3 separate regions of the Homo sapiens genome follow, and all the other regions are linked to region 1. A link is a loop called in an ENCODE intact Hi-C map of the cell type or tissue named here. Cell type or tissue: heart left ventricle. All regions are shown on one strand. Each heading gives the region's core, and the rest is flanking DNA. Links, peaks and the distances in the headings are about the cores only. Region 1 has its middle 49 kb from the start of IYD. Region 2 overlaps AKAP12 (A-kinase anchoring protein 12). Region 3 overlaps PLEKHG1 (pleckstrin homology and RhoGEF domain containing G1).

The links. Peaks named below come from ENCODE experiments on the same cell type or tissue, not always from the same donor. Only the 100,000 strongest peaks of a DNase experiment are listed, where the experiment ranks them.
Region 2: a loop joins it to region 1, with 3 times the contacts of the local background. A loop is called at or near these places in 13 of 110 quality-filtered maps.
Region 3: a loop joins it to region 1, with 5 times the contacts of the local background. A loop is called at or near these places in 14 of 110 quality-filtered maps.

Annotation. Positions count from the first base shown.
Region 1 is chr6:150,415,595-150,420,613 of GRCh38, forward strand. No RefSeq gene overlaps it. Among named protein-coding and RNA genes, the nearest start is that of IYD, 49 kb to the left of the region's middle. RefSeq lists enhancers at 3,238-3,806, 3,499-3,793, 3,807-4,373. In heart left ventricle, for the core only: CTCF peaks have their summits at 2,750 (motif pointing right), 2,949 and 3,611 (motif pointing right); a DNase peak (open chromatin) is centred at 3,637; H3K4me3 peaks cover 1,134 bases; H3K27ac peaks cover 1,173 bases.
Region 2 is chr6:151,332,782-151,337,800 of GRCh38, forward strand. The region is part of intron 3 of AKAP12 (A-kinase anchoring protein 12); the gene reads left to right. Among named protein-coding and RNA genes, the nearest start is that of ZBTB2, 56 kb to the right of the region's middle. In heart left ventricle, for the core only: CTCF peaks have their summits at 2,256 (motif pointing left) and 2,458; no DNase peak of the experiment used is centred there.
Region 3 is chr6:150,665,846-150,670,864 of GRCh38, forward strand. The region is part of intron 2 of PLEKHG1 (pleckstrin homology and RhoGEF domain containing G1); the gene reads left to right. Among named protein-coding and RNA genes, the nearest start is that of PLEKHG1, 68 kb to the left of the region's middle. In heart left ventricle, for the core only: a CTCF peak has its summit at 2,785; a DNase peak (open chromatin) is centred at 2,756; H3K27ac peaks cover 1,502 bases.

The DNA.
Region 1 (5,019 bases), core at 1,407-3,906:
GTGAGGTGAATCCAAAAGATTATAACAAGCTGGAATTATAGACTAAAATTTTTAAAATGAGATTTAATATGGAGAAATATAAACTTCAAAAAGCAACTAGCCAAGAGCAGCAGGGTAACAGCAGGTCATTTGAAAAAGTCTTGAGGATTTTAGCAGATTTGGTGGAAGCCCTATTTGAGCTATCTTACATAGTTGCAGAAAATCCTGCAGACTTGCACTGTATTATTAAGAGAAACACAGTACCACAACCGATAAAGGTCTCATGGTATTCCCCACTGGCCACAGCACATTTTGTTCATATTTGAGGATAGCTGCTTAGAAGGATATTGACACATTGTAGTATCTAGAGGAAGGTGTCAGAGATGATATAAGAATGGAAACCATGACTTTATAGAAAAGGTTAATACGTGAAGGTGGCTTCATGGAAAGAAATATTGAGACTGAGGACATGGGAGGTGGCTTCATGGAAAGAAATATTGAGACTGAGGACATGGGAGGTGGCTTGGTATACTTTAAAATTTGTCACTTGGTTTTAAACTTTACAGGAGGTTATAAGATGACAAATTGAAAATGTCAAGAAGGGCATTCTAGAAATTATAAATAAAATGGTAAGAAAAGAGTTTCCTGCCACTGGATAAATCGAATGAAATGATTAACTGTCAGATAAATTGTAGAGAAACTTCTTGCATCAGTGGGATGAATGAAGACAGTTCTGACTCACACCCTCATCCTACAAATGCCCTAGTAGCAAAGTCTGTACCTGAACAGGCTGTGTAATTATTCTCCTCTGTGCTACGTGAGACAGAAGCATGTAGTTGACTTTATTATAATGGGATCTTTTCAATCTCCAAAGGGCATTGATTTGTTTTCTAGTCTGTATTTGCATTAATTTTTGCTCTTTAAAATAAAACCAATGACCACTTTATGTCTACTAAGATGGCTATAATGGTAATATATTTTTTAAACACAGAAAATAACAAGTGTTGGCAAGAATATAGAGAAATTAGAGCCCTCATACATTGCTGGTGGGAATGTAAAATGGTGCAGATGCTGCTGAAAACAACTGGACAGTTTTTCAGAGTTAAAGAATTGTCACATAGAATTCTCAACATGGAATTACCATGTAAACCAGAAATTCCACTCCTAGATATACATACCCAAGAGCATTTGAAAATATTCATGTACAAAAACTGAAAAAAAATTATGTATAAAAAAACTTGTGTAAGAATGTTCATAGTGGGATTATTTATAATAGTAAAAGTAGAAACAACACGTGTCCATCAATTAATGAATGTGTAAAGTTTGGTATACCCATACAACAGAATATCATTCAGCCATAAAAAGAAAGAAAGTACTGTGATGCTACAAGATGGACAAGCTTTGAAAACATGCTGAGTGAAAGAAGTCAGACACCAAAGGCCACATATTGTATGATTCCATTTGTGTAAGATGTCCAGAATAGGCAAATCCATAGAGATAGAAAGTACATTTGTGATTTCCAAGGGCTGGAGCAGGAAGGGAGCATTGGGAGTGATTGCTGTGGATATGGGTTTATTTTAGGAGTAATGAAAATGTTCTAAAATCAGTTTGAGGTGATGGTTACACAGCTTTGCGAATATACTAAAAACCACTCGGCTGCACTCTTTTCAATGGTGAATTTTATGTAATGTAAATTATATCTCAAAATCGTGTCAATGATTTGGAATAAGTAGAATTATGTTTAAAAAATTATGGCACTTTTCCATTTCTCTAACATTTCCAAAGGTTATAGAGGGTTCTGGCCCCGCCTTGCTCCCCTCTTAGCCTAGCTGTTTTACCACTCTGTACATTGACGTTTTTATAGATCTACATGAAGTGTGCAGTTATTCAAAACAACTTGTAACATAAACTATGACTATTCCTTCCCTGGAGATCTGGAGGCTGTTTTCTAATTTTTCTTCCCTGAGTTTCTTGTGGCTCTCGTACTGTGATTGCCATTGAGGTCCCCGCAGTTGAGAATGTGAGTGGCTCAGCAGGGAACTGCACAGAACTGGGGATACTTGCGAGCTGGGAACAACCTTAGGTGGGCACTGGTGGCCTCCAGAACGCAGATGAGAGAGCAGGGGATTCCAGGTAGAGGAAGAGAGATCACAAGCTGGTGTGGCTGGGCTCCAACTTTAAAGCTAAAATGATCAAAGATCCCCAAAATTTCAGAGCAAGAAATATGGGGAAGTCAACGTTATTGTGTGAATAACATCAGCCTTTGGTTGGTTGATGGATGGCTATTGAGTTTGGGGGTTCTTCTGTGATCTTATTAGTTGCTACAGATATTCTCAGTATCTCTTAGCACCTTGTAAACAGAGGAAAGAGAAGCCTGCATCTCCTCTCCTCAGCAGATAAACATCTGGGGACAGTGACAAAGCCCACAGACCCTGATGGTGTCTTTGATATACAGCCACAATACGCATTTTGACACCGAGTAGATGCTTTTAGATGATGAAATCAGTGGTTTGAATTGAGGCATTTGTGTGAAGTTCATGAGCTTTCATGCCATGATTGGCTTAAGTAATTCAGAACTAGCTGCGTGTGGGTGCCGTGGAAATACTCTTTCAATCTCTTTCTTATTGGGCCATTTTTGTGCAAAAGAAATTGCTGTTTTAATGGCAAAACCAGCAATTACTTTTGCACCTACCCAAGAGTTCATGGGATATTCAAAGCAATTTTCCGAACTGTATCCTCCAACTCGAGGCAGTTACTGTGAAACCACTAGATGGCACAGTCATGCTAGATGTAATCAAGACTTCAGCAGAAATGAAAAAGTGAGTCTTGCTAGATTACTTCATCAGATACTTAAGCTGTAGTTTACTTCCCCTCTCCAAAATTTTTCTACGTGTTAGTAATTTATGTCTTCCAGATCGTGTAAATACAGATGTGTTAGACTTAGTCATCTAAATCAATTGTTCAGTGACTACAGCCAAACTATAAAAAATGATTACTTCTCTTTGTTTTCAGTTCAAGTATTTTTACTATTCCTTTGCCACACATTTATTTTTCATACAGTTACATCAGCGCCCTGGGTCCCTTTTCTTTTGTACACATAGTGATAGAGAGGGAAATTACTCATCTCCAACGTCCTGGAAATTGTTTTCCAGCGCATAAATTTCCTAGCCCTCTGAAAGATGTCAATCATTTTCTTTAGCAGGGCATTAGGGAACTCCAGCTTTCCGAAAGATGTTAGGAAAGAAATGTCATGTCCGAAGACACAAAGTAAATGATTACTTTCTTCACCCAGCTTTATTTGTCATTTGTCTTAAAAAAAAAAATAGGAGAAGTGTTTTATTCACAGTCAGAGGCTAGGGCAGCAAGACAAGGCACGTTAGTGAGGCTGTAAATACCACTGTGTCCACGTTCACTTAACACAACGCCATCTCCCAGCGCAGCCCCAGCCCCTCTGCACCCCCCGCCCCACTGCACCCCTTAATGCCAGAAACACTCAGGCCCCCCGAAAGTTTAGTAGGGCTGCATTTAGAACAAGTCCAGAGCCAACAAAGGAAAATAGTGGAAGACACTTAGGAGGGAGAAGAGAGAAATGAAATTTATTTAGCCCGAGGTCCCCACGCCATGAATGTGGCCAGCAGGGGGCTTCTCGTGCGGACGCTCAAAGCCGGAAGAGCCAGCAGGCACGGAAGCCCTCGTGGGAGCCGGGAGTTCCATGGCGAGGCCCCCCGCTGCTGCCCCAAGAAACGCTTGGGTTTGAGATCTCAGGAAACACGGAGAGCCCCCACTGCGATGGTGACGGCCCTGGAGTGGGTGGTGCTAAGGAAAGGGCAGCACACCCTTGAGGGCGGGAAGTGAATGGGGTGAGAGTTGGCACTGCTGGCCATGTTTTCCTCCATTTCCTTATGGGACTCAGTTTCCTCAAAGGAAGAACCAAAATGAATAAAGTCTGATATGGTTTGGCTGTGTCCCCACCCAAATCTCACCTTGAATTGTAGCTCCCATAATTCCCACATGCAGTGGGAGGGACCCCCTAGGAGGTAATTGAATTGGGAGGGTGGGCCTTTTCCGTGCTATTCTTGTGATAGTGAGTAAGTCTTATGAGATCTGATGGTTTTATGAAGGGCAGTTCCCCTCCACACGCTCTCTTGCCTGCCTCCATGTAAGATGTGTCTTGGTTCCTCTTCGTCCTCTGCCATGATTGTGAGGCCTCCCCAGCCACATGGAACTGTGAGTCAATTAAACTTCTTTCCTTTATAAATTACGCAGCCTTGGGTATGTCTTTATTAGCAGCCTGAGAACAGACTAATACAGAATCTAGTTTTTTATACAAAGAGATTGAGAAACAGCCCTTGATTGTGCTGACAAGATTTTAGGAGCTGTTTATAAGCGCCCTACTGAGGACTCTGGAGATGATCCTTCATTCTAGAATTATAAGGTTAAAGTTGTTTGTTTGTTTTTTCTACTTGCCTAGTCCTTGGTGTATATAAAGAATCTTGTGGTACTTTGGTATTTATTAAGAGATAGAGAGTCTTTAATTTTTGAATACATTGGATCAATTTTTATATAGTATTGCATTTTTTATAACCCTTATTTACTTTTTATTTTTAAACCCCACCGTCTTCTCTATTCTCTTGACCCAGATGTCATGTAATAAGTTATGACATTATACATTTTCACCTTAGAGCTATGTTCTGGGGCTTGGCGCTCCTATTATTTAAAAAATGGTATCTTCTATGAGAAAACATGAATATTAAAGTAGACATGAATTTAGTTTTGTATAATTAAATTGAATCCCAGGATGGCAAAGATTTAAATATGATTTATACTTGGCATTAGTAGCAGCAAGTAATACTTGCTGCAGTAACAAAAAACCATTTCAGTGGCTTTGTACAATGAAGGTTTATTTCTCACTCTCATCACCATTCAACAGAGAGAGAGCCCTGCTCCATACATTCATTCAGGGATCCAGGCTCTTTCAAACTGGTTGCTCTGTCATCTTCTAGTACCATGGTTCCCTCTACCAATGCTTTGCATCCTATC
Region 2 (5,019 bases), core at 1,030-3,529, 920 kb after region 1:
ACACACCGACCACTCCCTTTAACATTTTGGCCATCTTTGTGACCTAGTGGGATGCTGGAATTGTTTCTGGCCGAACCTCAGCACCAGTGAGTACGTGAGCACCACGACTGGGCTTTCTGGGCATGGGAGAGACTTGGGCGGATAGCAGCGTGTTTAAAAATGGCGGGGTCATTCAATCACACATGAGTTAAAAAACTATACATTGTGTGGAAAAGACCACTCCAAAATCAGAGGAGGTTTTAGGGGCACCAAAAAGTACATCCACATATCAGTGATCCCAAATCAAAGATGGAGCTTTTTGGTTTTCCTCTTTGTAGCCAGTCGGACAAATCTAAGGCAGATGAAAATTCCATAGGAGTTTTGAATTAAAAGAAGCGCCCTAACGGAAAGCTGTGATGAAGGGTGGTTGTGAATGGATTCCACTGTGCCAGGCCTGCACGGGTTAGCACTGGCTGCCTGTCCTGGAAGCCCCCTCCATTATTTTTAGAGGCCTCTTATCAATCACTCCCTTCACTCCCAGCAGTGGGAGTGGGTTGAGCCTCTGGTCTGAGCCTCTCCTGCCTGCCGCCCCCACATCTTTTAGGCTATTTTATAATGCATTTAACAGCCTCCCGCTGTGTTCACTAAGCTACAGTCTTTAACTCATTCACAACCAGCATGCAGGGAGCATGTAAAAATACTTTCTCAGGCCGGGCGCAGTGGCTCACGCCTGTAATCCCAGCACTTTGGGAGGCCGACATGAGCGGATCACCTGAGGTCAGGAGTTTGAGACCAATCTGGCCAACATGGCGAAACTCTGTTTCTACTAAAAATTAGCTGGGCATGGTGGCGGGCGCCTGTGGTCCCAGCTACTCGGGAGGCTGAGGCAGGAAAATTGCTTGAACCCGGGAGGTGGAGGCTGCAGTCGAGATCGCACCACTGCACTCTAGCCTGGGCAACAGAGCAAGACTGTGACTTCAAAAAAAAAAAAAAAAATGAAAGGTTTCTGCTCACCACAAACTAGAAGGGAATGATGGTGGTCTTGTTTGGGACTCTTTACCTGCAGCAAGAACCTGGGAAATGTGGGGGTGATTTTGGTGTGTCATGTACAGTTGGGCTGGGGAAAGCGAAAAAAGTGAAGAAGAGGAGGTGAGGAGGGGGAGGTCAGCACAGGAAGAAGGGTCCTGGCCACCTTTGACCCATACTTGGGGTAAAGGACCTGCATCTGGCCAGGCTCTGTGGCTTATGTCTGTAATCCCAGCACTTTGGGAGGCTGAGGTGGGAGGATCACTTGAAGCCAGGAGTTCAAGACCAGCCTGGGCAACATAGCCAGTTCCTCCATCTCTACAAAAACAAACACAAAACAAAAACAGAAAAGGGATCTGCATCTTTACATGGTGCAAATAAAGAAAACTAGAAGATAGGGAGTTAACTTGAGACATACTATTATGTGCTCCTTTTCTCCCCTTGAAATGTTGATGCAGGAAGTCAGGGTGGTAAAAAATAGGCACAATGTCACATTCAGCTTCACAAGATTTGAAAGTGCATCTCAGCTGGGAGCGGTGGCTCACGCCTGTAATCCCAACACTTTCAGAGGCCGAGGCAGGTGGATCACCTGAGGTCAGGAGTTCGAGACCAGCCTGGCCAACATGGCTAAACCCCATCTCTACTAAAGATAGAAATATTTAGCGGGGCGTGGTGGTGAGTGCCTGTAGTCCCAGCTACTCAGGAGGCTGAGGCAGGAGAATCGCTGGAACCCTGGAGGCAGAGGCTGCAGAGAGCTGACATCATGCCACTGTACTCCAGCCTGGGCGACAGAGCAAGACTCCGTCTCAAAAAAATAAAAAAGAGTGCATCTCAACTTTTTTTTTTTTTCTTTGAGACGGAGTCTTGCTCTGTCGCCCAGGCTGGAGTGCAGTGGCGCGATCTCGGCTCACGGCAAGCTCCGCCTCCCGGGTTCACGCCATTCTCCTGCCTCAGCCTCCCGAGTAGCTGGGACTACAGGCGCCCGCCACCATGTTCGGCTGATTTTTTGTATTTTTTTAGTAGAGACGGGGTTTCTCCGTGGTAGCCAGGATGGTCTTGATCTCCTGACCTCGTGATCTGCCCGCCTCGGCCTCCTAGAGTGCTGGGATTACAGGCGTGAACCGCCGCGCCCGGCCTTCAACATTTTGTATTGGCGATTTTCAGTGACTTCTGGTCCTGAAAATCAAGAGCTTTCTGGTTCAGCAGAGCTGAAAGCTGTTCAATACTGCCCTCTTCTGTCCAAAACTCATTCAGGCATTTGGACAATGATTTTATACTCGGGAATGTTTTTGACAAAGCGTGATGGTGAAAATTGGACATTATCTAACCATGGGGACAGAAAAACAAATTGTGCAGCCATTAGGTCTTAGTTTTGAAGACTTTATTCAGAAAACAACACAAATAGTGATTATCTGGATGTTGTACTTATGAAAAATTTTCCCTATTCTCTGTATTTTAAAGTCTTCTACAATTTATACTGATTATGTTTGGAATTGGCAAAAAGTAAAATAAGTCGTTCTATTCTGAAGAAAACAAGCAAAAATATTAAAGTTTTTGTTATTTTTATAGAAAGCCAACTGATACTTCATCCTCATAACCAGCCTTAGTGTCCTCACCTATAATGTAAGTGACTTATGTTATAGGTGAGGACACTAAGAACAGAGATTTTCATTTTATTTTTATTTTTACTGTTGTTTGTTTGTTTGTTTTTGAGATGGAGACTCACTCTGTCACCTGTGCAGTGGCACGATCTCCACTCATTGCCACCTCCACCTCGAAAGTTCAAGCAATCCTCCTGCCTCAGCCTCTCAAGTAGCTGGGATTATAAGATGCACCACCACGCCCAGCTAACTTTTGTATTTTTAGTAGAGACGGGGTTTGACTGTGTTGCCCAAAGCTGGTCTCAGACTCCTGACCCCAAAGCGATCCTCCTGCCTCGGCCTCCCAAAGTGCTGGGATTACAGCCCCGTGAGCCACTGCACCTGGCCTTATTTTTCGTTTAGATTCAGGGGATACATATATAGGTTTGTTACCTGGATATATTGCATAATGGTGAGGTTTGGGCTCTAGTGTACCCGTCACCGGAGTGGTGAACATTGTACTCAATACTATTTTTCAACTCTCACTTCCCTTCCACCCTCCCTCCCTTTTAGAGTACCCAGTGTCTATTATTTCCATCTTTATGTCCCTGTGTACTCATTGGTTAGCTACCATTTATGAGAATATGCAGCATTTTACTTTCTGTTTCTGAGTTATTTTACTTAGGATAATGGCCTCCAGATCCTTCCATGTTGCTGCAAAGGACATGATTTCCTTCTTTTTCATGGCTGCATAGTATTCCATGGTGTATATGGACCACATTTTCTTTATCCAGTCAAACTTTGATGGACACTTGGGTTGGTTCCATGACTTTGCTAGTGTGAATAGTGCTGCAAGAAACATACAAGTGCAGGCATCTTTTTGATAAACTGATTTTATCTCTCTTGGGTAGATGCCAAATAATGGGATTGCTGTGTGGAATGGTAGTTCTGTTTTTTGTTCCTTGAGAAATCTCCATATTGTTTTCTATAGCTCTCTTACTAATTTACATTCCCACTGGCAATGTATAAATATTCCCTTTTCTCCACATCTGTGCGAACATCTGTTGTTTTTTGACTTTTTAATAATAGCTATTTTGGCTAGGCACAGTGGCTCACATCTATAATCCCAGCACTTTGGGAGGCTGAGGCAGGTGGATCACCTGAAGTCAGCAGTTCAAGACCAACATGGCCAACATGGTGAAACCCCGTCTCTACTAAAAATATAAAAATTAGCCAGGCGCGGTGGCATGTGGCTGTAATCCTAGCTACTCGGGAGGCTGAGACAGAATTGCTTGAACCCAGGAGGTGGAGGTTGCAGTGGAACTGAGATCACACCACTGCACTCCAGCCTGGGCGACAGAGCGAGACTCTGTCTCAAAATAAATAAATAATAAATAGCCATTCTGACTGGTGCAAGATTGTGGTTTTAATTTGCATTTCTCTGATAATTAGTGATGCTGAGAATGTTTTTGTATGTTTCTTTGCCGTTTGTATGTCTTCTTTTGAGAAATGTCTAAGAACAGAGATTTTGCCCAAGGACCCGGTGCTAGTAAGTGGTACAGCTAAAATTTAAACACCAGTCTGTCCCCAGAACTTCTGCTCTTTAATTTTCTTCCCCTCTGCCTGAATTTTTTTTCTCTCTTTGGTGGGGGAAAGTTAAGTCGTTTTCTTGTTGTTTAATACGTAGATAAAATTTATATTATGGTATGTAATGTGAAGCAAATATCGGATAGCCTCCTCTAAAATCAGGTTGGGTAAATCATCACTCTATATTTTGTTGTTTTCTATAATTTTTAGTAGTTACCTGCAATTCCGAGTGCATTCTTCCAAGTGATTTTTTAAAAAAAATAACTTCAGGCCAGGTCCGGTGGCTCACACCTGTAATCCCAGCACTTTGAGAGGCCAAGGTGGGTAGATCACCTGAGGTCAGGAGTTCGAGACCAGTCTCTACAGTTTAGTAGAGATGTGGAAACCCCGTCTCTACTAAAAATACAAAAAATTAGCCGGGCGTCGCGGCGGGCGCCTGTAATCCCAGCTACTTGGGAGGCTAGGACAGAAGAATCGCTTGAACCCAGGAGGCGGAGGTTGCAGTGAGCCGAGATCGCGCCATTGCACTCCAGGCTGGGCAATAAGAGTTTCCGTCTCGAAAAAAAAAAAAAAAGAAAGAAAGAAAGATAACTGTAAACATACAGAAAGTTGGAAAACTAAAATGAATACAGAGAACACCCATACCCTTTACTCAGATTCACCTATCCCAAATAGTGGGATATTGTCAACATTTTCCCTCGCTTGCTATATTTACTTTCTTTTTGTTGGGAAAACAAAACAAACATCAGTCCACGGGTTTCTGTTATAAGTCATGTAGGTATGAGATATATTAATAAATTCACTGGAGAAGGCTGGGCACAGTGGCTCACACCTGTAATCCCAGCAC
Region 3 (5,019 bases), core at 1,353-3,852, 250 kb after region 1:
GGGGTAGCATGGGAAGCCCACAGGAGCTCAGTCATAAGGGGAAGGCACAGTTAAGGCTAAAGGAATCCATAATGTATAAACTTGGCCTCACTGAGCCATCTGCCCATGATGGGGTGGGGCCTTGCCTCCATCTCTCCTGTGTAATGGTTATCCTGTAGGTGGTCTGATGTCCCCCTCATGTCTTTCCACGTTGGAAATGCTCTCGTTTAGACAACAATTTCCTGTTAAAAAACAAAAGCATAGCAACAGAAATATGTGGTTTCTTCTGAGTCCTTCCTCTACCCTGGCAGTACTCTGGATGAAAAGAGTCAAGTTCTATAAATATAATGCAGCTTCCTGGACAAAATGTATTAAAAGGGTCAGATGTTCCACTTTCTGCAATCCAATGGAGTTGTGGTTGTCTGAAGTCAACTGATGCATTCAGGTTGGAATGGCGCCCAGGGAAGAGAGTTTAGGAACAAGCATAAACTTGGCCTTCCTCTCATTACACTGAGTTCGCCACAGGATAACACTGTCTCCCACCCTCAAGGGTTTCCATGGTCTGACCAGCTGCAGCTCCTGTCACTTCCCCATCCCACACTCCCTCTGCTTCGGCTGTGTTGGTCCGTTCATTGCTAACTTGCGTCTGTTTGCCAGCTTGCTCCATCTTCTCTGCTTGGGGCAGGATCAGATAACCAATGAGCCCAGTGTCTCTACCACTCCCTTTGCTCACCTCTGCAGTACCTAGGTGTTCATTGCAGACACAGAAAAGACCTACTCCTAAGTATCTCATGTTATTGATGAGAAAATTGCAGTCTGGAGAGAGCTGGCAATACCATCAAACGTGCACAGCAAGTTCATGTCAGAGACTGAGCTGGAATCAAGATATCTTGCCTTCTAGCTTCATACAGTTGCCATCATACCAGCTGCATTGATAATTTTTTTTTTTTTTTTGAGATGGAGTCTCACTCTGTCGCCCAGGCTGGAGTGCAGTGGCGCAATCTCGGCTCACTGCAATCTCCGCCTCCCGGGTTCACACCATTCTCCTGCCTCAGCCTCCCAAGTAGCTGGGACTACAGGTGCCCACCACCACACCCGGCTAATTTTTTTATATTTTAGTATATGGAGTTTCACCGCGTTAGCCAGGATGGTCTCGATCTCCTGACCTCGTGATCCACCCAACTCGGCCTCCCAAAGTGCTGGGATTACAGGCGTGAGCCACTGCGCCCAGCCTGATAAGATTTTTAAATTTTCTCCAAAAGGGGGTGTGTGTGTGTTTGTGTGTGTGTGTACAATGCTTAGGGATGCCAAGCTATTTAAATCATATAGCATGAAAACTGGGCCTGTCTAAACATATATTAGGGTTGGGTCTGCATCACCTTTAGTTAGCTAACTACTAATATTTCAAGTTTTTAGCATCCCTAAAATGTTTGCTCACCAGTCTTTTTAAATATTATATTGCTGCGGACATAATTTTTTTAAAAAGAGTTTCTACATATGATTTTGTGAATACTTAGCCTTTGACTAAGGATTGACTCTGAAAAGGCTGTTTCTATTATCTGTTCAGCCAAGTCTTGTGTTTTCAACATATATGTACTAAACAGCATTATGTTGTCTTAATATGACACTAAAATGGGGTTCAAGGCAGAACATACTTCTGTTTGTTACAATTTAGGATCATAAGGTATCTTGGAAAATAGTAGTCTGAAGTACAGAATCCAAGGACAGCCTCCTGTGGTTTATTACTTTTATTTATAGCAGTCTACTTTTTCCTATTTGCAACAGATTTGGCTAAACAATGTTTTATTAATTCAAGCAGGAATATTTTCCTGCATTGAATTTGCATTAAAATTGCCTAGGAAATAATATTACCCGGTTTTCCTCACACACCCTCTATGCTGCTAGAGAACTTTTAGAAAAGCTGAATTCAGAAGTCTGCAAATAAATGAAACTGTGAAAAGTAGAGGTGACTCTCCTTTAGAACTACAAGGGATAGTGAATCCATCAGCAGTCACAAGTAAAAATACTGTCTTCTTGTGGTAGAGTGCTACTTATTCCTTTAAAAGCTTTTCCAGCCCATCAGCAGGTATTAAAATGTTCAAGGCCTCTTGTCTTTTTGTAAGATGTGTGTATAAAAAAGAATTCAGAGCAGAAGGTTTGAAGATTATCTTGTATACAAGGGCGGCTAAAATACGTGCAATAGGTCTTTCCAGGAATATGAAAGTGAAGATTGATGCCGAAAGTCTCATTGCTGTTTTTCTAAACTGGTTGCTGTTGGCTGTGAAAGCTTTCTTTGAATTAGTGAAGGTTTCATGTGCCCACACATAGCCTGAAGTGAGAAACTCACTGTTGCTTGTGCTTGCCAAAAGCAGACATAAAGCATTGGCTGCCCTACCTGTAACTTCTGCTAAAAACAGAACACAAAATTATCATGGGAGCCTTCAACAGCTAGAACACCATCTAAACAAAGTAAAAAGTGATTGGATTCTTTATGGCTCCCTCAAAGATTTTTCAACTCCCTGTAGTCCAGTTCCAAAAAAAGGAATGATGGTTTTCTTGGAGAGCCAACAGTTCCCTTTGTAAGTTTCTGGAATTTTTGTACATGATATTTTGAGTTCTTCTACAATAAAATTTAATGGTCCATTTGAGAAAGTGTACTCATATTAAATGTAGTGTCTATTATTGGGTAGTCTGAGACAATTCCTGAGTGCTCAACTCTCCTTTGATCTGTCGAAACATAGTGGTTGCCATGGAGTCTTGCTGGCCGATGACCAAGTAGGAGTTCCACATTCCACTCAGCTGGGCGCAGTGTTCCTAATCAGGCCGGACCTGAAACTCTAGCACAAAGGACTTTAAAACCGGAATGCTTTATGTGTAATCACTGAAAATAAGTTGATTATTTGTAGGGCAGAGTATGGTAAAGGTTAAAAATTTCATGTTTCACTTATTTAAATTTTGATTTGTTTCTGGAAAAATATTTTAGTCTTCTGATGATATGAAATGTAAAATTCTCTCTAGTCCCCCTGCTTTGTACAAAGTAATACAAAACAAGATTTGTCTTATTTGACCTTAAATATAAATAAAATGGCAGCTGAATTATTGTGAGCAATGTAGCTCAAGTATCTGGCCGTCATCTTTGCATTTTATTGCAGTGATGACTCCATGCCATTGTTAATCTGGATTTATTTTTAAACAGTTTAACTAGGGCCTTTTTTTGCAGGCTTTTCTTTGTTTCTCCCCTACTTAGTTCTGAGGAAAGCCTAAAATAAGATCCCTGTAAACACTGATGTTCATTTTTTAACTCAAACATTTGCACAGCCCCACTGTGGGTTCAGGAAAGACAAAAGGAGGCTCCTGACTTAGATCTAGCCCTCAAATAGAGAGGGGAGAAAGCCTTGAAGACACATCACTGTAGATAGCTGGGATGTGTTTTTGCTGTACAGAATGAGTAGGAGTGAGGAGAAAAGATGACTTTTGCCTGGATAGATGGGGGGTTGAAGAGGCTTCTGAGATGGTTTTTGATTGCCTACCGAGGTCATTCTCTGACCTAGTTTGATGTCTAACTCCCTTATAATTGCATCAGCTTGAACCCATAAGGCTTCAGTCTGTGGGGAGAATTAACCCTTTAGCTAATGGATAAAATAACGCGACGTTCTTTGGGGTTAAATTTTTGCCTAAATTACTTTTAATACCTTACTCGATGTCAAAGTTACTGGAACTGTGTATTTAGTCCTTTCGGCATCATCCTATGCTGTGTAAAGAATTATTCTTTTTTTTTTTTTTTTTTTGAGATGGGAGTTTTGCTCTTGTTGCCCAGGCTGGAGTGCAGTTGCGCGATCATGCCTCACTGCAACCTCCACCTCCCAGGTTCAAACGTTTCTCCTGCCTCAGCCTCCCGAGTAGCTGGGATTACAGGCGCCTGCCACCACGCCCAGCTAATTTTTTGTATTTTTAGTAGAGACAGGGTTTCACTATGTTGGCCAGACTGGTCTCGAACTCCTGACCTCAGGCGATCCACCCACCTCGGCCTCCCACAGTGCTGGGATTACAGGCGTGAGCCACCATGCCTGGCCAAGAATGATTTCTTAAACTTCAATCAGGTCCTTACCAAAAATGCTCTTCATGTGGACATTGCCATAACCCAGATTTTGATCCTAAAATGTATTTCTAATTTCCTTTTCAAACCATTCCTGGGATAACTAAGGGATTTTTGTGTTTAAAGAAAACAGTGGCTTTATTAATTTTTACCCTTGGTCCTCAATGAGATAATTGTTTATTTTTCTTCATAAGCCCCATGGATTTTGATAGAAGAAAAATATTGATTATACAGTATTTTCACATATGTTTATGTTTTCAAAGTAAATAAACAATGAGGAATCAATTTTCAAAAATCAGTAACATTGTGGGTTTTTTTCTAATAAAAAATCAACTTACACAGGTTTTTCTTTTCATAGCCTTCCACTGACCTTTATTTCATTGACTTTATAAGGAATATGTTCTATTTTGTTCATATTTGTTCATATTTTTAAAGCCATGTATAAGATAAACGTTGCGTTTGTAATAAAGAGTAAACCTAAGAACAAGGCACAGAGATGGAAGGCTAACCCAGAAGGACAACATCGAAGCCCTGAGCAGGGCAGCCACCTACGCTACACAGCCGCAGCATGCGCTACCAGTACCAGTCACAAATCTGAGCATGGGCGCCCCCTGGAGTTGTACCAACATGTCAGTCCTAGAACTAAGGGTAATAAAAAATGCTTTTGCATTCTTGTGCTCATTCAGCAAAACTTTGGAGTTCCCTATTTATCCTGGGAAGAGTGGGGAAACCCTGGGCCACATGAGCATACATAGATAGCTAAAGGGTCTGTTGGTTGTTGACCCCACATAGTCCATTTGGCTGAGGGAAATGACATAATGTTAACGCTTATGTTGCTTCTTTTTCTGTGTTATTTTATTATTGTTGTTGTTGTTATATGAGTAAGTTCTTTAGTGGTACCCATCACCCATGAATATACTGCACCATATTTATAGGCTTTTATC